5 separate regions of the Homo sapiens genome follow, and all the other regions are linked to region 1. The links are chromatin loops, found by intact Hi-C in ENCODE. Cell type or tissue: dorsolateral prefrontal cortex. All regions are shown on one strand.

The links. A loop is a pair of places that touch in the nucleus more often than their neighbours do. Peaks named below come from ENCODE experiments on the same cell type or tissue, not always from the same donor. Only the 100,000 strongest peaks of a DNase experiment are listed, where the experiment ranks them.
Region 2: a loop joins it to region 1, with 4 times the contacts of the local background. A loop is called at or near these places in 5 of 110 quality-filtered maps.
Region 3: it touches region 1 in a loop (7-fold over the local background); 10 of 110 quality-filtered maps call a loop at or near these places.
Region 4: it touches region 1 in a loop (2.7-fold over the local background); 6 of 110 quality-filtered maps call a loop at or near these places.
Region 5: it touches region 1 in a loop (4-fold over the local background); 11 of 110 quality-filtered maps call a loop at or near these places.

What each region holds. Positions count from the first base shown.
Region 1 is chr7:86,812,267-86,817,266 of GRCh38, reverse strand. All of the region lies in intron 3 of GRM3 (glutamate metabotropic receptor 3), which reads right to left. Among named protein-coding and RNA genes, the nearest start is that of GRM3-AS1, 11 kb to the right of the region's middle. In dorsolateral prefrontal cortex, a CTCF peak has its summit at 2,069 (motif pointing right); no DNase peak of the experiment used is centred here; H3K27ac peaks cover 3,126 bases.
Region 2 is chr7:86,642,492-86,647,491 of GRCh38, reverse strand. It overlaps GRM3 (glutamate metabotropic receptor 3), which reads right to left and starts at 3,583. Exons shown (of 6, transcript NM_000840.3): 1 at 2,620-3,583. In dorsolateral prefrontal cortex, CTCF peaks have their summits at 2,407 and 2,616 (motif pointing left); DNase peaks (open chromatin) are centred at 2,152, 2,561, 2,661 and 3,631; H3K4me3 peaks cover 5,000 bases; H3K27ac peaks cover 5,000 bases.
Region 3 is chr7:86,598,800-86,603,799 of GRCh38, reverse strand. No RefSeq gene overlaps it. Among named protein-coding and RNA genes, the nearest start is that of GRM3, 43 kb to the left of the region's middle. RefSeq lists an enhancer at 2,567-2,656. In dorsolateral prefrontal cortex, a CTCF peak has its summit at 2,689 (motif pointing left); a DNase peak (open chromatin) is centred at 2,679; H3K27ac peaks cover 1,105 bases.
Region 4 is chr7:86,902,499-86,907,498 of GRCh38, reverse strand. All of the region lies in intron 18 of ELAPOR2 (endosome-lysosome associated apoptosis and autophagy regulator family member 2), which reads left to right. Among named protein-coding and RNA genes, the nearest start is that of GRM3-AS1, 100 kb to the right of the region's middle. In dorsolateral prefrontal cortex, a CTCF peak has its summit at 2,091 (motif pointing right); no DNase peak of the experiment used is centred here.
Region 5 is chr7:86,665,401-86,670,400 of GRCh38, reverse strand. The region is part of intron 1 of GRM3 (glutamate metabotropic receptor 3); the gene reads right to left. Among named protein-coding and RNA genes, the nearest start is that of GRM3, 24 kb to the right of the region's middle. In dorsolateral prefrontal cortex, a CTCF peak has its summit at 2,445 (motif pointing left); no DNase peak of the experiment used is centred here; H3K27ac peaks cover 5,000 bases.

The DNA.
Region 1 (5,000 bases):
CAATTCTAGGGAGATAACATTAGAAGGGACATGTAAAGCATTTAAGGTTTCTTGGAGAAAGCTATTTATAATTTTTAAATTATTGTGATAATTATTGGATAATGAAGAAGCTTAAAGTTAAATCTGATCTACACCTTGACAAGCTTCATTTCCCCTAAGCTCTGCCCATATTCCCAAATCGGAGAAAATAACAAGATTATTTTTCTTTTCATTTTACTCTTACCATACCAACTGTTTTTTTCAGTTTCCTTGGCTGAGAATTTCTTGCTCTTACTTCTAAATATGGAGAACCTCAGGGTTCTGTTCTGTGCCTTTTTCTCTTTCTTCATCTTTTCCCTGAATGATCTTAATCTATTTCCTGTCAGTTTAAATACACTGCTAATTCCCACACTTATCTCTAATTCAGAAATGGCCTTTCAAATACAGACTCGTAAATCTTACTGCTTATTAGGCTGTAAATTCTTGAAGGTAGGAATTGATGTCTGGAGTAGCATAAAGGCACATGCAAGCATATGTTCATCGCAGCACTATTCACAACAGCAAAGACATGGAATCAACCAAAATGCCCATCAACAGTAGACTGGATAAAGAAAATGTGGTACATATACATAATGGAATACTACACAGTCATAAAAAGGAACGAGATCATATCCTTTGCAGTAATATGGATGGAGGTGGAGGCAATTATGCTAAGCAAACTGCTGCAGAAACAGAAAACCAAATATGCATGTTCTCACTTGCAAGTGGGAGCTAAACATTGAGTACATATAGAACACAAAGAAGAAAACAACAGGTACTGGGCCTACTTGAGGGTGGATGCTGGGAGGAGGAAGAGGATCAAAAAACTACCTATTGAGTACTATGCTTATTACCTGGGTGATGAAATAATCTGTATGCCAAATCCCTGTGACATGCAATTTACCTATGTAATAAATCTGCACATGTACCCTTGAACCTAAAATAAAGGTTAAAAAAAAAGTGCTTGTCGCTTAGTAAGCTTCAAGGAATGTTTGTTGAAAGGCAATAATAGCCACTGGATGGGGAAGCACTATATTTTTCTTTGTTTACCCATTTAATTTCTGAATGCTTCTGCCTTGGCTGGAGTGCCTACTCTGCAAATGCTACCTCTCTGTCAATGCTTAATTCAGAGGCCACCTTCTCCATGAAACAATGTATTCTTTTAGCTAGAATGACTTATACCTTCCAGGTACTCATGAAACTTTACCTGGCCATTCTTATGGTACTTAACCATGAATGAATTATTATACGAATAATAGAGTCAAATAATCTCAATGCTGAGCATATTTGCAATGAAAACCACATCTTACTCCTCACTGCCCCAGTCTGGAATCTTTCTACTACACTGAATCATTTCATCTTTTTATGTTTGTTCTTCTGTAACATGAGTTGGCAGTAGGATAGACTAAGAGATGATTTCTGTTTCTGATATTTGATTACCTATAAATAAAGAGACATAAAACAAGGAGACAGGATAAAGTCTGGTTTGCCCAAGAAAATACTAGTCTGTGCATGTTCTGGCATAGTTATTCATAGTGCTTCTTTTCACTCTCATAAGTGGCTGGGTTGGATGATAAAGTATATGTTCACTTAATCTATAAGGGTGTAGTAAAACACAGCCTGTGACTAATTTCGAAGTGCTTTGTGTACTGAAAATATAAAAGGAGAATAGTAATATGAAATTGTGTATAATGTAAATAATTTCCCCAGAATTTGTATTTGCATATGATGGTAGAAACTTGACTACCCTTACTTTCTTTTGTATAAGTTGGGGGAATGGTATTTATTTCCTTAACAATCTATAGGGTTACATTTGCAAAGGGAACATAGCTCAAAATCAAACATACCAGTCAAAGGTTATCTCTTTCATGGCTTGACAAAATCATCAAAGGGGGACATTGGCATTTGAATATGATGTAGAGGTATCCATAGATGAGCTTCCATATGTGTATCTCAGCCCTTTCATTGGTTTTGTCCTCATGAGGTTTCTAAAGCATTTTCCTAATGTGAAGGCAAGCTCCTGTAAGTAGATACGTGTTCTGTCCAGCAGATGGTGCATTTGACGCAAATTGTTCTTTTTCCCGTTCCCCCTCCTTTTCCCCCTAAGAAATTAACCACCAGGTTTCTGCCAGAACCTGCCATGTTCAGGGTGACATATGATGCTGTTAAAATAAAATATAAAGGTTAGAGAAAGATCAGTAATAAGTCCTAAATTGAACATAGATTTCAAGAAACTACCGTTAAAAGAGTCTAGAAATTAATAGTCCATAATATGATGAAAAACCCAGCTGACATCAAAGAAACTTCTTGCCTTCTTTTTAAAGAATTCTGTTTAATGCATAATTCACTGAGCCCATGAAACATTCTGGGAAACTTTTGGATGGATATCAGCCTTTTAATTCAAAATTATGCACTCTGGGAAATGACTGGCGCTGAAAGTGGCAAGCCTACTAGATAATTTACACCAGCAATCAAATTGCAATTATAAAGAGATTAAAACATGACTTTAAAGAGCCTAACTCCACCCTCAGGGCTACTAGCTATTTGGTAAATATAGCAAAGGAGCCTGTAATTAAAGAAAATGTGTAATTAACAATTTCGACCCTCTTCAGCTTTGTTAGAGTGACACTATAAAATTCCAAGAAAAAGTGAAGAAAGCCTCATTTAAAAAAGTCCATGGCAGTTAGCTTTATATCTTCAAGAGAGTGTATTTCTTCTGATATTGTCTACCACATCCTCTAGTAGTCTTTTTTTGAAGTTTATGTTACCCTTGGTTTTTAGTTCTCATTGATATATGGGAGCTAAGCTATGAGGATGCAAAGGCATAAGAATGATACACTGGACTCTGGGGACTTGGGAGGAAGAGTGGGAGAGGGCGAGAGATAAAAGACAACAAATATGGTGCAGTGTCTACTGCTGGAGTGTTGGGTGTACCAGGTTCTCACAGATCTCCACTAAAGAACTTACCAAATACCACCGGTACCCCAATAACTTATGGAAAAATAAAATTAAAGAAAAAAGAATAGCTTGAAGGATTTTCAAATCCATCACTGGAGACTGCATATACAGGAGGTGAGTACATTCAGACTGTGACCGCAACAGAGCCATTAAATTGGGGGTGCTAACTCTAAGGCATAGGCTTATGAAGAATCGGTGTCTTCTCTGTACATCTTCTGATCGTGCTTATAGATGATTTATAGTCTACTTTCCTTCAAGGACTTTTTAAAAAGCTGTCTAGTCTGGAAAATTGGGGGTTAGAGGATAAGCTCCAGGTAGGAAGCTAGCCAAATGATTTAGTGGGAAAGATGATCTTAGCCTTTTCTCCTGGGTGCCAATTCCTCTATACCCTGTCTCTGCATGCATCCTTTAGGTTCTTGCTCTCAGCAAGTCTTGTTCAATTAGGGTTCTAGCTGGTAAAATGTCACCTCTCTTGGGAGGTCTTAAATTGCCAAGGTATTTTCCTTAAGAGAGGAATAAAATTAACATGATCGTATAGCAGGTGATGATGCCCAAGAGTTCTGGCCACCATGACATATCCATACACCTCTTAGCTAACATCTGGAACATTAATAGGAACCAATGTGTGGCCTGTTAAACAACACATCTGTGTAGTATTATACATTTTTCCTGTAAACTTCCTTCAGTGCTTAACTCATACTTCATTACTTTCTCTGATTTCAACCAAGCTAGCATGCTAAGGTGAACTCAGATGATCAGGCTAATGTTAATAACGCTTTAAAAATAAAAGTTGATTAAAAATTCAACTGCTGTTCTCTGTATCCTGAGGTAAATGACTGCTTAAGTGATGAGAATACACAGGCTTCATTCCAAGGACATTTAACTCTGCTCCTTGTAGGAACTTGACTGGACTCTAAACAGATTGAGAGATTAAGATATTTTGGATGATGTGCAAGATGCTTCATTTCTAAAGACCCATGAAGCTGGAAAAGTGTTTTCAGAGACTCCCAGAAACATAATTAATTACTGAGTTAGGCCCTTAGAGACAGGAACTGCTAAAAGGCTGATATGAACCTTTTATCTAGTTAATTAGCTTTACAGGGAGAATTTTGCGCATTTAGCTGATGGGTATAGATTTTATTACTTGAAACACAATACAATTTATTTTTATGTTGTACTTTTAAATTAGAAGATTAAAAACAATATTGGAACTCTGAAATAACTCTAGAAGTTCTGATGATAATGAGGGGCACTGTGACTAGACATCATTCTCTCAATCATATTATATCTCTAAAGGAAAATAAAAATTTAAGTGTAGTGCCCTCCAAATAGGCCAACTCATTCATGATAAGAAACTTGTGGTGTTACTGAGAAGTTTAGTTGTTCATTACATAGAGCAAACTGGGTCTCTAGATATGAATGAACTGGCCTCTAAAAAGCTATTCATATATCCCTTTGCTCCTAAGTCCTAAGAGACTGAGAGGAGTTTGTGCCAACAATCCTATCATTTCCACTAAAAACATAAAGTGGTAAAATGAGAATATTATTTTCTCCCCAAATAGACCAATTTTTCCACAACAAATATCTGCTGAGATGCAATTACCTTTGATATGCCCGGCAAATGCTGTGAGGAATTTCTCAGCAGTTATATTCTCCTTCACAACCTGGATGCTCACTTTAATTGTGTTCAGATTCTAATGGGCTTTGAAACCAATGGATCATCAGTGGCTTGGAACAAAAGTCTCAGGAGTAATATTTTTACTGAGAGTAGATTTTAAATTCTTAACGTTAATCCTAACCTTTTTTTGGAATTAACACCTGGTTAACAGGCGTCAGAACTAATACTGATTCTGTAGCCACATACTCTAAAGTTTCTCCCTTTTTTTCAGTTGCTTTTCTTGTCTCTTAATGCACAAGCACATCTGTACAATTTCATAGGCCTGTCCCACACTGTATCAGGCAATCCCTTGCCTTGCCTTGAGAATTAACTAAGCTCTCCAAAACTTAATCTAATATATGCATTG
Region 2 (5,000 bases), 170 kb after region 1:
CGTAACTGAATCCTGCCCTCCTTGTTTTACAATAGTGATTAGGTATTCATTTTCATTTCTTTTGTTTAGTAGAATATTGGGATGATGTTTAGTGCAGGAAAACAATTGGAAAATTCACCCCCAAGCCAATGTGCTACATTTTGGCAGGAGGTAGCTAGTATCCTGGAAAAACCTCATGCTTCATTTTGCGACTGATCACTATTAGAAGAATGGACAAGAAAGACAACAGTTTTATTTGGCAAAAAGATAGTTCGACATGAAATAAAAGTGAGGAAAATGTACCCAGGGAAGTTGTAAAATGTTATTGCTGAGAATCTTTCAAAATAAGAACATCTTCAATTGTGTGATTCCAGCTAATCACCTGTCATAGAGAAGTGAAGCAGTGAGCTTTTGACAATTATCCCCATTCTTTTATTCAATACAAATATTAATTTCAACTTAAACATAAAGCTCAATCAATTTCGTTATATTTGCATTTGTTCAACTTACCAATTTTAATTACAGTGATATAAAATTAAAGATGAGCTCATCATTTTGATATGTGTAGTTGTGGGTTAAATCATCGGATTTATACTCCTTTTCACATGTATACCACAACTTTTTAAAAAGCCCATTGTGCAAAAATAAGTAGGTCACAGAGTATATTTTAATTATAAGATTTTTTTGTGTGTGTGGCTTTCCACACATTTTCTTGTTACTGATCATATATTCCTGAAGTTTGAAAAATACCATTCAATTTAAATAAATAGAAAGACATCTGTTTCAAGCTCCAAAGTGTGGCCTATTCATTGTACTGGCATAATTTTCTATGATTTAGGTTTCACATTTCACTGGTAAGGGCCTAACTCATAAAACCACAGTTTTATACCTAGATATATAGTATCTAGGGGCAGGAGGGGTTTCAATGCTAAAAGGTATTGTTGCCATATTCTTTTTCATCTAATAAAGGTAGATATTCTGGAATTTCATTGTTTTATTTGTTAAGGTATAGGTTTCAAGACTTCCTTTCCTCATTTTCCATCCTGAGCTCCTGTGTTACTCTGAACATAAGATAGCCTTTGGGCATGTATATTCAAAATATCTATGTACTCCTGCTGGGTGATCAAAACCCAATAAGATTGACAGCTAAAGTCTACAGGTGTAAGAAATCTTTGTAAATATAAAACACTACCCATTGTGAAAGGAAAAGTATTACAATAATTTCTGGCATACAATAGCTTCCAAATATATTCAAATTCTATTGGGCTGATTTTAGAAACAAGGTACGTAGGAATATAGAATCATATTTATTCATTAGAGTGTCCTAAGCATCTTTGTTAGGAACTGTTATCCATAGTTTAGCATAGTGGCAATCTAGATTACTTTAGTAATGCCTATATTGAATATACTTCTGCAAACAATTAGAATTCAGAGAGGAATCTTAAAGTGTGTGATCAGATAAACCAAAGCAGACTCCACCCCCTAAACTCCCTCCCACCCCCCCCCACCCCCCCACCCCCACCCCCCCGCCCACCACAAAGAAACATACTGTAGCTGTGCTGGACAGTTCTAAGAAATTCAAGCAAAGAAACTCTAAGGAACTATTGTTGGTACTTAACTCACACCTACCTCAACTCACATTAACCTCAACTTTGAATATTCCAATATGTACCTACATATAGACCCCAAACATATCTATTACTATTCAAATAGTAGAAATATTTTTATAAGCAAATTAGTTGAGTCCTTAACCAAAGATCTTTAGAGGTGTATAGTTTTGTTTTTCAAAATTTACAATATCTAAAATACTTAAAGTGGGAGAATCCTTCCTTAATATATTTACCTAAAAGTGTTGTACCTTAGAGAATTGTCCACCTTTGATAACCCAAGGAATAACTAGAAAGAAATTTAAATGAAATCCTTAAGAAACAAGCTTATTGGATATATCACCTAGTCTATTTTTGGATCGCAAATCTCCCGCCCTCTCTGAGTTATCTCACTGTCAGATAAGAAAATGGAACAGGGTCGATGAAAAGATATGCTCCCTGTCTGGCTTTTCGATTTTTCACTCAAGCCAAAAGGAGCAAAGGGCAGTGAGTTAAGGCTCCTTTCCAACCCTGCTTGCGGGAGGGCAAACCTCTGGCCGCCTCCGGCTTCGGAGCTTATCTGGGCTGCATGGACCAGGTCTCGCTGACCGTTGCCCACCTCTGCCTGCAACCTCCACACCCACATGAAACCGCCCGTATCCACGGATTCCTGTGCACAAAGCCTTAGGGAGCCCCCAAATAGAAACAAATTCTGAGCCCAGAGCTGAGATGGAGGTGGTTGGCTGATGAGACTGGTCTCTCTGGGGTCTGCGAGTGCTAGTTCGTCCCTTCACCTCTCGCACCCTGGCCGCAGATCTATGCCCTGAAATCTCCCTCCTCCCAGACACAGACGTGGGCGCACACACACAAACTCTCACTCATGCACACCCACATCGCCTCTGCCCTCCACCCTTCCCACTCCAGTCAGGACTGTAGGGACTGGTCCATGCTCTACCTCAACTTTCCCGGCTGCGCCTGCCCCACGCGGCACCCGAGCTTCCGCGCCCTGGCTGGGCGCCCTCCAGAGGGACACGTCCTCCTCTGGGACCCTTACCTCGCACCGACAACTCCTGGCAGGAACTGGAGCTGACCGCGGTGGCAGCGGCGGCGGTGAGCCTGCACCCGGGCTCTGGCTCATGGTTGGTCCTCCTCATCCGACACAAAAGAGGTAGCTTACTGGCTTTGTCCTTTCCAAATCCAAGGGAGAACTTATTTTGCCCTCGAAATGGCCAACTTGTGCGCGCAGCTTCCTGTCACAGTGCCCCCTGCCCCTGCCCCCTCCCGGCTGCACGCTGGACCACTGCCCGGTGGCAGAACATCCAGGCATCCGAGTCAGTGGGGAGTGGGAAAACGGAGGGGTGGAGTAGAAGAGAGGGAGGAGGTTGGGGAAAGAGGGGACCCAGTGGTCTTCCGCGGAGGGGAGGGGAGCTCTTCCCAGCCGAGTCCCCTCCTCCTTCTCTTATCAGGCAAACCCACTTCCTAGGCGCGGAAGCAACTTTCCTTCACCTTGACCAGGCTGAAGCCGTCGCATCTAATTGGGACTCTTGGCAGAAGCACGGACCTCCTGGCATCCTCTCCTTTTCATTCTTTCCTCCCTCTCTCGTTCTTTTCCCTCCCCCACCCTCCCTCTTATAAGGGTATATCTGCAGAGTCTTCAGTGAGCCAGGGTACCTAGACGAGAGGATTTTTATACGAAAAGCCAGGGTAGATTTGCCGACTGCTTTGCCTCACTCTGAAATCCTTAGGCAGTGCATGCAAAGGTCGGTGAATTTCGGAGTGGGGTGAAGGGGCATGGGGCGGTAGGGAGGGTGGCGGCTCCAACTTTAAAGCTCTGCTAGAGCGCTTGGCTTTCAGGTAAGCAGGGACTAACAGTCCTTACAAGAACTCTCCTGTGGTCCCTGGGCAGGGGGCTGACCGCATGCCAGAGGAGATTAGGAGAGCGGGAGCAGAGAGGGAGTGTGAGAGCCAGGGAGGCCGGTACGCAGCTCAGCCGTACTCGCGACTCAACTGCACACTGCGAGCCCCTGGAGAGGGTTTGTGCAGAACAATCTCTGGGTCAGGCGGGAGGCAGACGCTCCTGTTTCCTAGCAACCCTTATCAATCTTCTCCCTCTGAAGGAATTCAATTGGACAGCCCCTGGAGAAAAGCCACGCCCATCCGGGAATGCTGGGCTGCTGCTTTTTCGCATTCTCCCAAATTTCTTGGGTGGAATAAGATTATAGGGGACTGCTGAATTATCTTTCTTCTTATCCTTTTCTGCTACCACCTCGCCTCTTAAAGCTACCCCCAGCACCCCCTCATTGGTCCTTCTCTAGTCCTGCTATGGTTGTCGGATACAGTCAATGTTTCCTACAGAACCTCTTCTTTCTTCTTAAAAATAAATAAATAAATAGGAACCTTAAATCGGTGACGTAGGCACAAAAGAGAAAAAGGCACGCGGAAACAGCTTTAATAGGCTGCCAGCTACAGATAAAATCCTAAAGGTAAAATTCCAGGCATCTTTCTATGTCTAGAAACACATACTGTTTAATTTCCAAATTGAAACTTCATTAATTTTTGTACTCTAATATACTAACTTTGTATTAACCAAGGACTGAATTATATGAAGCCAGACACAATTAAACTTAATGCTTTAAATGCTACATTTAGTCTTTAATATTTAATGTTAAGTTGTTTAACAATTGCTGTCTTTTGTAACCTAGCCAGAACTTTTAAACTACAGAAATAATTTTACCTACTGATTCTTTTAGAGGGACAGCAATATTTAAAAGACACATGTGCATATATATATATATATATATATATATATATATATTTCATTGTGAACTCCACTAGATCCAGAAATTTGAATATATTAAAAAATAAAGTGTTATTATATAGTGAAATGCTAAAATTTTAGAAGTCCCCCTTTCAACGTATTCTTTCTGGAATGCAATAGCATTGACCACGTACAAGCAAAATTCCTCTTCCTTTGTGTTTCATTAGTATTTTCCAGCATGAATTGTTCACCAAAAAAAGATCTTTATAGGAATTTAATTTTAATTTTAAGAATTTATTTACTTTTAACAATGTCTGCCCAATAGACAACTGTATATCAAGGGGCAATGACATGAACATGAGAAAGATAAAGATTTATACACTGCAAGGCTTCAGATCCTCATGAAGCTGTGTGGGTAGATTTTGGTCTCTTTCAGAACGTTCCAGAAGACATCATTTTGCGCTTCCAAGACCTTATCAGAATTAGCTGGGATTGAGAGAAGTAGAAGAGAGCTGATGTTTTTGTCTCACACACACAAAAGTAGCTGATGTTTGCACAACGGAAAGTGCTGATAAACTGCACTCCATAGTCTGTATCTAGCTGTTAACTAAGGCTTGTGGTGAGTAGAGGCTGAAATGCTGAGGCAAATTATCAGTCTGTTATCAGATATTGCCTGA
Region 3 (5,000 bases), 210 kb after region 1:
GCAAACAGGGATCTTGACTTTCTCTCTTCCTGTTTGGGAGCCCTTTATTTCTTCCTCTTGCCTGATTACCCTGGTCAGAACTTCCAATACTATGTTGAATGGAGTGGTGAGAGAGGACATCCTTGTCTTTTGCCAGTTTTCAAAAGGAATGCTTCCAGGTTTCACCCATTTAATATAATGTTGGCTGTGGGTTTGTCATATGTGGCTCTTATTATTTTGAGGTATGTTCTTTCAATACAGAGTTTATTAAGAGTTTTTTTAAACATGAATGGACGTTGAATTTTATCAAAAGCCTTTTCTGCATCTATTGATATAATAGCGTTGTTTTTGTCTTTAGTTCTGGTTTACATAATGAATCACATTTATTGATTTGTGTATGTTGAACTAAGCTTGCATCCCAGGGATAAAGCCTACTTGATCATGGTGGATAAGTTTTTCAACTTGCTGCTGGATTCACTTTGCCAGTATTTTGTTGAGGATTTCTCCACAATGTTCAGCAAGGATATTAGCTGGAAGTTTTTTTTTTTATTTTGTTTTGTATCTCTGCCAGGTTTTGGTATCATGGTGATGCTGACTTCATAGAGTTAGGAGGGAGTCCCTCTCTTTAATTTTTGGAATAGTTTCAGTAGAAATGGTACCAGTTCTTCTTTGCACATCTGGTAGAATTCAACTGAATCTGTCTGGTCCTAGGACTTTTTTGGTTGGTAGGCCATTTATTTCTGTCCCGATTTTAGAGCTCATTATTAGTATGTTCAGGGATTCCATTTTTTCCTGGTTCAGTTTTGGGAGGGTGTATGTGTCCAGGAATTTTATCCACTTCTTCTAGATTTTCTAGTTTATGTACATAGAGGTGTGGAGTCTAAGTCTCTTTGAAGGTCTCTAAGAACTTGTTTTATGAATCTGGGTGCTCCTATGTTGGGTGCATATATATTTAGGAGAGTTAGATCTTCTTGTATTGAATCCTTTACCATTATATAATGCCCTTCTTTGTCTTTTCTGACCTTTGTTGCTTTTAAGTCTCTTTCATCAGAAACTAGGATTGGAACCCCTACCTTTTTTCTGTTTTTCATTTGCTGGGTAGGCTTTTCTCCATTCCTTTATTTTGAGCCTATGTTTCTCACTGCATGTGAGATGGGTCTCTTGAAGACAGCATTTCAATGGGTCTTGATTTTTTATCCAGCTTGTCGTTCTTTGTCTTTTAATTGGGACATTTAGCCTATTTACATTGAAGGTTAGCATTGATATGTATGGATTTTTATCTTGTCATCATGATGTTAAGCTGGTTGTTTTGCAGACTTGTTTATATGGTTGCTTTATAGTGTGACTGGTCTTTGTACTTTAGTGTGTTTTTGCAGGGGCTTTCCTTTCCATAGTTAGTTTTTCCTTCAGTAACTCTTGTAAGGAAGGTCTGGTAGTAACACATTCCTTTACCATTTGCTTGTCTGAAACTGATCTTATTTCTCCTTTGGTTATGAAGCTTAGTTTTGCCAGATTGGATTTTTTTTTTTTTAAGATGTTGAAGATTGGCCCCCAATCTCTTCTGGCTTTAGGATTTCAGCTGAGAAGTCTGCTGTTAGTCTGATGGGCTTCCCTTTGTATGTAGCCTAACATTTCTAGCTGCCTTTAATTTTTTTTCTTTCATTTCAACCTTAGAGAATCTGATAATTATGTGCGTTGGAGATAGTCTTCTTGTGAAGTATCTTACTAAGGTTCTCTGCATTTCCAGAATTTGAATGTTGACCTCTCCAGCTAGGTTGGGGAAGTTCTCATGCCTAACATCCTAAAATATGATTTTCAAGTTGGTTCCATTCTCTCCATCTCTTTCAGGTACACCAATCAGCTATAGATTCGATCTCTTTACATAATCTGACATTTCTCAGAGGTTTTGTTAATTCATTTTCATTCTTTTTCTCTATTCTTGTCTGCCTGTCTTATTTCAGAAAGCCAGTGTTTAAGAGTCGAGATTATTTTCTCTGCTTGGTCTATTCTGCTATTAATACTTGTGATTGCATTGTGAAATTCGTGTAGTGTGTTTTTCAGCTCTCTCAGGTCAGTTATGGTCTTCTCGATAATGGCTGTTTTGTCTGTCAGCCACTGCAATGTTTTATCATGATTTTTAGCTTCCCTGAATTGTGCTACAACATACTCCTTTAGCTCAATGAAGTTTGTACCTATCAATATTCTGAATTCTACTTTGTCATTTCAGCTATCTCAGCCTCAGCTTGGTTCTAAACCCTTGCTGGAGAGATGATGCAGTCATTTGGAAGAAAAAAGGCACTTTGGCTTTTTGAGTTTTCAGTGTTCTCATGCTAATTCTTTCTGATTATTGTGGGTTTATCTACCTTTACTTTTTGAGGTTGCTGATCTTTGGATTGTTTCCTTTTATCTGATTGGATGACATTAAGGATTTGATTGTGGTATAAGGTGGACTCAGATGACTGGCTTTGTTTCTGGGAGGTTTTAGGAGGCCAGCGCTCAGCTCCCAACTCCTAAACTGTATACTCTCCCTGGGGGGGAATTGTATTGGGCCCCAATTTTGTTCTCTATCTCCTTGGGGTTTGGAGTCCACTGTGCTGGTGGTGCTGAGGTGCAGCAGCTGCAGCTGAGTGCTAGTGGATCCCAGGGTGCCTGCCTCCCTGTGGGTATTCACCACAGTAGCAGAGGCAAGGCAGCTGATAGGGAGTGGGAGGCCCCTGCTGGAAGCTGTGTGTGTTGTTGCACTAGAGGTGGTGTTGGCGTAGGGCAGTGTGCTGGCTAGTGCAGATTTGGGTGCCTTCTCTGTGCTCTGCAAGCAGGAGTGATCAGTTAGGGTGTGGGAGGATCCTCTGTTCTCTGCACAGTATTAGCGCATGGGTGGGATGCTGGAAGGCTGGCTGGCTCTGTTCCTGCCAAGGCTTCATCTGCAATGACGGTCAGCAGGGGTGGGAGGGGTGTAATGCATTCCTGCCTGCTAGTGGGGCAAGTAAAGCAAAATCCACCTGTGTAGACATGCATCAGCAAAGTGATGTGAGGAGTTGCTGTGGGCTCAGGGGAAGCTGCAGCATGCAGAGGGAATGTGTGGGCTGGTGTGCGGCAATAGGGGCTGCCTCGCTGGAGCTCTCCACCATTCAGGCATGGTCTGCCAGAACAGAAACTATGGCATGGGCCCCCAGGGCACCCAAGACTGCCCTGTAAGCAGGTGTGTCTAGGCTGGGGCTCCATGAGAGGCAGCTGACCAAGGAGCGCTCAGGTTGGAGTAGCCCTATCTGATGTTCAAGGCCACCCTGAAGAGATCAGGTCTGACACCTCCCCTAGGACTAAAGTCTCTTATGGGAGCAAGTGCAGCCTAGACGAATGGCCATCCCTGGCCATACTCTGCTACAGATGTTCCCGCACCAAACCCTCTGGGCTCAACATCAGCTGGCTTACTGCCCCACCACTTTGCTTGTCTCCTGGGGGCTCTACCCCAGAGAGATGCAGGTCAGCAATTGCTCAGTGCACTCAGGCCAGGATGGAGGGTCTGTGCTGTGGACTCAAGCCAGGGATTCCCTGTTTGGCTACAAGCAGTTGGGCTTGCGTGGTTGCATGGGAGACAGACTGGCCTCCTCTCCTTGGGTGAGCAGCAACTTGTTGAAGGTGTTCATAAGGCACTTAGGGTCTTTACTCCTTTATTAGTTTGAGGGCAGCAAGGACAGTTTCACTGAAAAGGCAGTAGCAGAGAGACTTTCAGTTGCCCCTTGAGGCTCTGTCCAGGGAGTCACTGAGTTGCTACTGCCCCAATAGCTCTGGTTAGGGGTGTCTAGAGGCCTAGAACTGCCAGGTGAGGATATATGGGAATGGGCACATGTAACAGTCTGGCCACTTTTCCACAGGGCTGATGTAGTATTCTGGGGTTCCATTCCAGTTCGTAGTTGCCTCAGACTTTCCAGTACCTGGAGTTATCACCAGTGAAGGCTATGAAACAGCAAAGATGGCAGCCTAACCCTCCCTCTGGAAGCTCTGTCCCAGGGAGGTACGGGCCTGTTTCTAGACTGAATTCACGTGTAGGAGGTGGCTGGAGACCCTGGATGGGAGATCTCTCCCAGTTACGAGGAATGAGATTGGGACCCATTTGAAAAAGCAGTCTGGCCACATTTTCATAGAGGAGCTGTACTGTGCTGGGGGTCTACTTCAGCCCCTGGTCACCTCAGACACTCCAAAGCCCAAAGGCTGGAAAAGCTGTCTCCCAAACAGCAAAGATGGTGGCCTGCCCCTCTCTCTGGGTGCTCCATCCTAGGGAGGTTTCAAAACTGCATCAGGTCGGGCGTGGTGATTCACGCCTGTAATCCCAGCACTTTGGGAGGCCAAGGCAGGCAGATTACTTGAGGTCAGGAGTTCGAGACCAGCTTGGCCAACATGGTGAAACCCCGTCTCTACTAAAAATACAAAAATTGGCTGGGCGTCATGACGGGTGCCTGTAATCCCTGGTACTCAGTAGGCTGAGGCACAAGAATTTCTTGAACCCGGGAGGTGGAGGTTGCAGTGAGCCGAGATCGCACCACTGCACTTCAGCCTGGGAGACAGAGTGAGACTCAGTCTCAAAAAGCAAACAAACAAAAACCAAACAAACAAACAACAAAAAAACTGCGTCAAGTGGAGATCACTGGTGGGGGTGGCTGAAGACTCCAGCTGGGAGGTCCCAGCCAGTGAAGAGGAATGAGATCAGGGACCTGCTTGATAAAGCAGTCTGGCCATGATTTGGTAGAGCAGCTGCGCTGTGCTGAGGCACTGCCTCCGTGCTCAGTCAGCTCAGACACTTCAAAGCCCGAAGGCTGGAACGGCTAAGTCACCCAAACAGCAAAGATGGTGTCCCCTACTCCCCCACCTCCAGGGGCACCATCTCAGAAAGATGTAACACTGCTCCCAGCGGCTGGCTGGAATTCCAAGCCAGTGGGTCTTATCCCGTGAGGTGCCAGGGAAGTGGGGTCTGCAGATGGTCGCTGCTCAGCCCCGTGGATTCAGCCTCCTTTTTAGGGGTATGT
Region 4 (5,000 bases), 90 kb before region 1:
GGTCCTTGTACAATCTAAAGACTTCCTAGCCTCTTGTATGACATATTCTTGTCCTGTTTGTGTTAAGTGTCTAATTCTCTTGAAGAAATATAAAATTAATTATATTGCTTGTATCCCTGTATTTATTTTATTGTTTAGCCTGAATTTCCTTGAGAGCTGGATTAGTAGCTTTCCTGATTATGGTACTAGATCAACAATTAACTAGCTGGGTGATCAAGATTAAGTAATCTAACCTCTGAGTCATAGCTTTTTTCTCTGGAAGGGTATGGGGGCCAGGGTAATTTATATTATCGATTTCTAGCTCTTCAGTTTATTGATTAATGGTGGCAGAATCACCAAGGTAAGTCTGACTTATAAAATACATAATGTGCTTCATTTAACACAAATTAGCATTAAGGCAATAGCCCTCTATAGTGAAGATCTGAATAATGCAGTTCGCTTTGGATGGGAAAACAACAAGAAAACAATTTTGTAGGCTCAGAATTGTCAACTTAAATACAGACTGCTTTAATAGCATGAGTGACACTTGAATGCCTCCTCAGTTTTATTTTTCAGATATTCATTTTTCAACATGAAGATTATTTATTACTTTATATTTTATTTTAAAAATTATTATTATTTTTAAATTTTTTGTAGAGATGGGAATCTCCCTACATTGCCCAAGCTGGTCTCAAACTCCTAGCCTCAAGTGACTCTCTTCTCAGCCTCCCAAGCTGGGTTGGGATTACAGGTGTGACCCATTGCACCCAGCCAGATTATTTATTTCTAATCTTTGCTGAGTTAAGATACCTTTGGATCATAGCTTGATTTGCAGATTTTTTTTCTCTATCAAATTAGCAAAAGTATATATTTTTAAAGAGAAAATGATTATATTAATTTTGTTTTTGATAGTTTCACAGTAACCCTTGGGAGATTTTAACCTGTCCTGCTTATGTCACATCAGGATTGGAAATCAGTGGTGTAAGCATTGCTTCAACTACTTATGTATCCTAAAAATAGTTACAGGGGTAACACAGTATTTTGGGCTTATTTTTGGGCATAAAGGCATACTGACATTCTCTTTTCACCAACTGCGTGTTTCCACTTCTCATAGACCTATGATTTAATTATTCTTTTTACCTGTTCAAGGTGAGAGATGGATGCAACAAGAGTAGTACCTAATAATAATAAAAGGGCATCCTGTGGTAGAGGATCCCTCTGCCAGCCTCCAAGCTAGAACCAAGGCAACAAGCCACCCTCCAAGGAAAGGTGTGGTCAGAGATTCTAGCAATAAAAGAGTGTGTCTTTCATCATTTTCTAATATGCCATCATACAGTTCTGAGTTCAGGTGCTTATTCTATTTACTACAGCACATCTGGGGGCCATATTGTGAACCTAACAATTAACCTGTAGTCTCTGGGAGTCTACTTCAATAGCTTCCAAAGCCTCCTCCAGGCCTCTAACTCAAGTAGATGATGTTAATGAAGATTAGGTCTGTCCTTTAGGAAACACATCACTCTAACTCTCGTAAGGTGTGTTCTGATGCTTTAATTGTAATAAGGAAAATAGTCTCCTGGAGTTAAGCGATGGCATGTAGAAACTGAATTTTTCCTATTTGGAGAGGAAAACTTGTTTCTCCTTTGACCTCCAGGAATCTGCCACTTAGGGAAGTAAACTATCTTTGCCAGGTTTATCAAGATGACCTGCAGCAGAATACCTTGGGGTATCTATTTAAAAAATTAATTTCTGGGCCTTCCCTAAAAATATAGAATCTTAGATGCTGAGCATAGGAACATTTTTAAAAACCACAAGGCAATTCTGATGTCTACTGAAATTTGTGAACCAGATTTTTTCTTAACTCACATTTTGGATTTTTTTTTTTCTGAGACAGATTCTCAAAATGTATTCCAAATTTTAGTTTTATGAAAAGCTAATTTAAAATGTGACAGTCTAAAGGGTGTAGTCCTTCAGCCATGTTTGATAAATCTTCATTTAGAGTTGTGATGCGCACTGAAGTGTGCTGACCACTACTTTAGGGAGCTGCTTGAACACTACAGCTTAAATGTGCTGACCTTTATTTCTTTCTTGAATCAATTTCCCATCAGGGCACAAGGGGGAGCTCGGAGATCAGAACACGAGAAACAGCAGCTTTCCTGAAATTATTAGGTTTTTTTGTTTGTTTGTTTTGGTTTTTTTTTAGCAGTGAGGTTGAATAAATATTTCCTACTGACAGAAAAAAAAAAAAAGTCAACATAGCCCAGTTTCTCAGGCTATTTTTTAAGAGGACTTCTTCTCTTCTCTTCCTCTCTCTCTTTCTCTCTCTCTCTCTCTCTCTCTTTCTCTCTTTCTTTCTTTCTCTCTTTCTCTCTTCTTTCTTTTCTTTTCTTTCTTTCCTTCCTTCCTTCCTTCCTTCCTTCCTTCCTTCCTTCCTTCCTTCCTTCCTTCCTTCTCTCTCTCTGTCTTTCTCATTCATTCATTCATTCATCCATTCATTCATTCATTCTTTCAGCTTTAAGATTTCCAGAGTGGAGGGAGGGAGATGCTAACCAGACACTTGCCTTGAGAAGCTTCATAAGCTGACCAAAAAGTCTCAGAAGGAGACTTTGGTAGTGCAGAAGGAATGCCACCCTCAGGAAATCTCATTTCTTGGCCAAAAATCTTGGCAAGCCAGGCAAAAGTTTACTTTAGCAGTAGCAATGTTGGTTGGGGTTTTATATCTTGGTGTCCTGGGAAAATGTCATAAGATCCCCAGACCTGGGAAAGTGAGAAAGTCTTAATAGAAAGTGAAATGGGCAGGAGAAAGGGGGAAATATGTGTTCTTTGTGTATCACCTGAGAAATTAGAGGGAACAGCAAATTATCTGGGCTGCCTTCTCATCTGCAGCTGGAAACACCAAGCTGTCTATTTGGTCTGGCAAATGTAGTTGGCTTCTAGTTCCATAAAGTGTCTGGAGGGTATGAAACATTTTAGATAAAAACGGTACAGTGTTTGTGGCAGATGTAATCTGACAGCTGGAGTGAAGTTACGAGATTTTCTAGTGTAGTTTGCACCTTGAGCAGAGAATAAACTGCTAGCACAATAGGCTGCTGATATTCCTAAATATTAATAGATGCCCCTAAATAGATGGCCCTCTAGCCTTTGCCTAAAAGGCTTCCCAAACCTCTAATCATTATCTCAGGGAGATAGAGGAACTGAAGGCTCTCCTTTTATTGGGAAGAATTTAGACCTAAGCATTGTGTCCAAAGGGTTCTTTTAAAAACATGAGACATTTCTGTTAGTGAAAATGGTATAAAAAGGCCTTATTAAAAAGCAGATAAAGAGAAGCATTTTTACTCTGATAATAGAGGTGCCACAGCATCCACAAGATCCTTGAGTCAAACACATTGACTTTACAGAGCAGGAAACACTGATGCGCCAGGTTGTATAGCTGCAGTGTGGCATAGTCACGATGGAATAATTTTCTAACTGTGTGGTTTTTTCATGCCATAATGCTCTCATCTTGCCATTTTTTCATCCAATTCCTCATGGGCAGAGATTTGCAAAGAAGCACACTAAGTTAGAGGCAAATATCACACTTACCCCAGAGGATAACTCAACTGACTTACAAGTTATTGGTGCCTTCTTTTAAATGAGTCATCTTTCCTCAAACAGGGTCTTTATTGATGCCACCAGTTAGAGGAAAATCATTTTTTTCTCTCTGTCAACTTCTGACTATATTTAACTGCTTGAGTAGTTTATAAATCAGCCTAAAATTGTTTTGCCAAAACCTCCTTCAAAATCCAAATTCATCTCCATTATCAGTATAGCCTCTGGGAATATTGAATCTCACAAAAGGAACGCTTCACAGTTCTGTCCTGTTATATTCAAGGGTCAAACACTCCAGGGGTTTATTTCACAGATTCCAATTTAGAGTCTCTCTATCAAATTCATCAGATCTATTGGATGCTAATGTAGTATTTTCTTTGGTCTTTGGGGAAGGACTGTTAAAACCAAAATATGTATCCATTTTCAGTTCTTAAGAGACATGGAAGGATGATTGGTAAAATGACTTCCCTTGTTTTCTTTTTCCCTAGAACAATTTATAGACAGATAATAGATATGTAAGTCTGTGCAAGTTAAATTAAAAAGGCAATTTAACTCAAAAGACCAAAACCAAATACGTTCTTAGAATATTAAAAAGTAAAAAGGCATATAGATGCATTATGAGCATAAGTGAAAACAGCTAAAATCCATTTTGATCAAGAAATGAAAAAACTAAAACAGAATTGCTAAAATTATATACTTCAGACACTAATAAGTACTCTTAAGACATGATATAAAAATCACAAACCATTCTTAAAATTTTCAGATCAATTTTGAGATAAGGATGATAATTATTTTATTTCATTAAACAAGATAATCTGAAGAGAAAACTAAGGAATGTCAGTTAATTTAGTTTGTCTCGGTTTTGATCTGATGCTGGCTTTTGGTAGTTAACTCAGGATAGAGTCTTTAGAAAGGGAGGTTTTGCAGGAGAATGATAGAATTTTGTAAACCTGGATCTAAGAACTATGCATAAAAAATCTTATGTTCATATTCAATCTGTTGTGATATTCTTGTAGAAGACACTGGGTTCTTGTCACACATCCAGGAAAGAGTAGGGTTGCAGACACTTTGAAGGGTGAGGGGTTATGGAATTTATTGGGCGAAAAGGAAAAAGACTCAGCCAAGTGAGAGGGGTTCCTGTTAGCAAGCCCCCATCTCACAGACTGAATCCTAGGTTGCCACCCAGGAATAAGAGGGGCCAGACTCCTCCCCCTGCAAAGGGTGCAAACTTCCCAAGGCCCCACCCCATTCTTCCAGTGCCAGTCTGATTGGAGGTTTTCTGTGGAGCCCTTTTTACTTGGCTGTCTCAGTCTGAATGTTTGTGTCTCCCCAAATGCATATGCTGAAATACCATTAATACTGAAGTGATAGTAGTAAGAGATGGTGTGTTGGGAGGTTATCAGCTCATGGTGGCTCTCCCCACATAAATGAGATTA
Region 5 (5,000 bases), 150 kb after region 1:
ATGTGAACTTGGAATTTGGGAACATGATTAGAGGTAGAGCACTAGCAGTTACCTGCTTAGATGTTGATAGATGGAGCCACATGAGTAGGAAAGATTCCTGACTGAGTTTATCTTGAGTTCTTTACCCTATTTGAGTTATGAACTCTTTTGTGAATATGATGAGAGCTATGTATTTCCTTGCCAGAAAAATGTGCAAACACACAGGCACAAATTTTTGTAGGCCTTAGTTTAAAATATCTTGGTATCAAAAGAAAAGAGAGCTGACAAAAGAACATTGTAAAATACTTACATTAAGGAAACAGAATTAGGAAAAGATGACACAGTGATAGAAAACAAACCAGGGTAATGAGGGTGCTTTAGAAGATGCTTTGAAATATTTAGAGCTACAGAGTGTTTCAAGTGTCTGAGAACTGAGGAGAAGTTGTTGGATTTGGTGATCACTAGATTTGGAATGTGTTGCTGATCTAGGACTAGGAAAATATTCAGTAGTGTGGTGGGGACAGAAATGAAACTACAGAGTGAGTTAAGGAGTAAATAGATTGTGAGACTAAGTTGAGATACTTCATTGAGAGACTAAGTGTATTCTGTTCTTAAGCTTAATCATAAAGGTAAGAAGAGAGCAGGGATTTGAAGGAATATGCAGTTTGAGGAAGATTTTTTTATATAATTAAAATATTGGGCATGTTTTTAGACAGAAGAGAAGGACTTGGAATGGAACAAAATATATAAGAGAAAATACTTGTTGTGAAATGTCAGTTATTGTTTCCACATTCAACGTTACTACCAACTATGGTTGCACTTTTGGAAAACAAAATAATACTTCTACAATGAAGACAGGAACTCACAGCTAAGTCTTAAAAGGATCTACTTGTGAGATATAGGAAAACATTGAAAAACAGTACTGTGTGAAGAGTAGAAAAATGTGAAGATTTTCCAGTCTTAAATCTGGCTGAAATCTTGTCACAGAAAAAGAGACATGATTATGGACATGTCTGAGCAGAGGCGCTCTTGATAGCAGAAGCTAACTATTGTTGTTTCAGAGTTTTTAACACCTGTTCTTTCCCTAGTTCTTAGTGTAGTGTTTCTCAATTGGCTGTCCCCTGGAATCATGTGAGAAGATTTGAAAAATACTGATGACTGGGCCCCAGCCCTAGTGATTCTGATTTAATTGGAGTGGGGTGAGGTGTGGGCATGGAAAGTTTTTAAAGGTGATGTTATGTGCAGCCAATGTAGAGAACCACTGTTTCAGCACATTCACTTTGGGCTTCGATTTGATTACATATTCCATCTAGTTATTTTCTGTAGGTTGCTTGAGGAAGACATGGTCACCAGCTAAAGTCTTGAGTCTTAGATGACTCCATGGAGAAATACTTACTATCTTGGGATAGTAAGACAGGAACTTTCCATTTATTTATCCTTTTAACCAGCTTAATCCAGGCTTTTCACCCACAGTTATGAGAAAGCAAACCCTAGCAGGAGCTTATTCTCTGGACATTTGTAAATTTCACGCTCAAGGGAAATCTAAGGATAAAGCAAGGTTCCCAGAAGATATACTTCCTCCCATTTCTAAAATCACCACCTGATGATCAACCAAACTGCAGGGAAAACGACAATAGTTTGCTTTTGGTTGGGTAGACAGTCTATGCATGGCAGGTGGGAATGAGCCTCTTCCTCAATGACAGTTAATCTTCCAGGGTAGGAGCAGTCAGCCACAATTCTATTTTCGGAATATATTTGCAGGGTAAGTCTATATTAGGCAGTAATTCACTTTCCTCTTCTCCTCCTTCCCTCCAAGTTTCTCTGCCCTCTAAAGACGGGGTCATTAGAAAGTGTGAGAATTGCCCAAGGATTATATGAAGTTGTGGTAGCTGAAGAGAATGCCTCATTAGCATGTGAGAGAAAAGCCCAAACAACACGATCAAAGGGTGTTAAATCAGTCCAATGGGGTGGATAGAGGGGGTGGTTAGAATTAATTTAAATCACTTTAAAGCCAATGTGAATGAAAGAAGAATTATTTCCCTAGTAGCTATTTAGCCTGCAAGTGAGTGAATGTATGTACATTTTCATGTGAATATAGACTTGATTACCTAAATTTGTTCATAATGATGGCCTAAATAACAAAAAAAAAAAATTTTGACATTTCACCTGTTCCTTGGAAACCAGAAGAATCCTAAGGAAGCACGGCAGGCTAAGGAGAATATCTGAAACAGTATATTATAACATGCTACTCTTACTAGCATAGCAACAATTGAAATAATGAAGATACACAAAACAGAGCAACAAGATTAGGCACACCTGAGTTAAGAATCTAATGAAATCACTTTTAATTCATATCCATAAACTGGACAAAAGTTTCCCACCAAACGGGGTCAGACTTGCAGGAGACTGGGGTGGAAGTGGGTAGGAAGGAGAGCAGGAGAGAGCTTTGATTAGCTACCCAAAATCTCCCTTTAAGTCAACAGTTTGGCTCCCTCCGGTGTCTGCTTAAAGAGCCTTCTGTTCATTGAGTGGGTGAAAGTGACTAGAAGGTTTGGTAGGTAATTGTATTGGCTTGCAACCCAAAAGACATGCTAGTTGGTATTACAGGATTTTGTGCCTTTGTGCACCAGCCAGCATTTCTCAAGAGTACACCGTTAGAAGGGCCGAAATGTTTCTTCAAAATTTCCTGGAGGGTGGGCCTGGGCAGAGGTGACTAATATAAAAGATTGGGGCCAATGCACAAGAATGATTGTTAGCCCTATTATGCTCTATTGCTAGAGCATACTCAGTTTTACCTTTGCTGTCCATCCCCACTCCAGGGAATATCTTGAGAGCAAAATAATGCAGTGTGAACCCCCATTCTTCCCAAGAGTAGCTGGAATATGATGCTGTGACTATGTTGAAAACTTAGTCACATAGAGAGATAATATGAGTAAAAGCTTTGCTTAGTGTTTATTGTAATAGCCTACCTCTACTTGATAAAATCAGAAAAATGCAGAACTAAAAAACAATCCTAAAGGATAAATTGAGATTCTTACTGTGATATACACTGGTATTTCTTAACTAAAAGCAAAGCAATCAATACATAATATTATATATCTTAAGCCACAGGTATTTCCCTTCTCTCTGCTTTAGGGACCTGGTTGAATCATCCACTATTCTATGCCCTTAATTCTGCAACAATCTGGGCCAGTCAGGCAACTCTACTATTTAGGTCAGATGTGCAAGTACTGCATTGTTAGTTACCTGGTATATGTAGAACATCAGTCATTTTACAAAATAATTTTCAGGGATTTTGATATTTGCAATAGAGAAGATCCACAAGTCTTTGATTTGATAAGTTGCTTCCTGCTGCCTCCTTCCTGTCAGAGGTACTGAGCTTGAAAATGAGATCAAACTTCCAGAAAGAAATATGCTTTATATAAATGTTCCCACTCATATTATTTCATAGTCGCCTATGACAACCTTAGCGTCAAAGATTTATTCTGGGTAGTTAAGTTATACAACAAAATATCTGATGTAAATTTTGGCAAGAAATTCACTAACTGGATAACTTGCCAGGAACAGGTATCCATATGGGATAAACAGAAGTCATGAGAACAGGTAAGAACCTGCTCACCAGGGGTTGCATCTCGAATTAGTTTCCTAATTTGTCCAAACAAAATATCATTAAGCTCATCAGTGCCTCAATCTATCTTTTTAGTAAGATGTGCTTCATAAACAAGTCAATTTTCTCATTAAAAAAATAGCTAGTTTGGATCCTAGAATTCATTAGAAAAAAAAGCGTTCTGAAACTTGAAGAGCTATTTGGAGAATCTGAATAATGAAAACAAATAAACAATAACAAAAAACATCTGGCTTTAAAAGATCAAGTTCTGTTTCATGTAACTTCCAGAGAGGGATAGCTACTTTTAAATATAAAAATCCCTTACATAACATCACTTAGCTTTTAGTTGATAAAATACCATAAACATATTCATGATTCCACATATTAGTTCTAAAAGACTATGTTACCTTTAAGGTTAAGTATGTTAATCCTGAAAAAGGTGATGGTTTGTAGATGAAGTCAAGTTTTTGGCTGTTGAAAAGGCAACATGGCTTCTTGAAGTATCATTCCATTTGCTTCTGTAAGTAAGCTATTTTCCGAAGTTAATATTGAGAAAAGGGAAGCTAATCAGGTCATTTTCTGTAGTGAGATACAACATTGTTTCCCTCTATAAAATGGGTTATTCCAAAAATTTTATCCTAGGTTCTTCTGCTTATTAAGTGAAGCTTAAAACCTCTAAAGGATTATTTGACTTTCAATAACTCATGCTTTTGTTAAAATACATTTCAACTTGCTCCTGTAATTAAGATTAACATCTTATTTCTAACTTCATGACTCTCAGAAAGTTATGATTACAATATAATTTAGATAAAAATGATTAGAGGGTAAGAATATTCACAAAATGTGAATGACAGAAAATGTGTCTAACAGCCCACATTATTGTGTAGTCCTAAAACTTGTTCTTCCTAAGATTTTGCCTAATGTAAGTAAACGTCTGACACTCTGAGTTAACATTTAAAAATATGCTTTAGTTTCATAATCACTGCAGTGCAGAAGTTATTAAAGCTACAACAGTTCAGCATAAAAGAAGCCAGGAAATTTTCTGCATTATTTGGCTTCCTTATAACGCATGATAATTTATATAAAATTCTCATTTTCTTACTTTTAGATCACACATAGAATCTTCATAAACAGAAGAAGTATAACATATGGTTTATAGAGAAGACTATAATATGCATGGCAGGATCTAGAAGGAAAATTCCATAAAAATAAGTAGAAAGCATTTGATTAATGGATGTATTTTAATTAACATGCAGACGGGATTATGAAAGAGTTGAATTAGTGTGATTGATAGTAAGATATTGTTACTACTAGGGCAAAGAAAAAGAAATTTATGCCAGTGGATGTTACTCTAGGTGCACATTTGGTTTAGCATTGGTAGAAATCAGTTTATATTTAATAAGCACCTATCAAG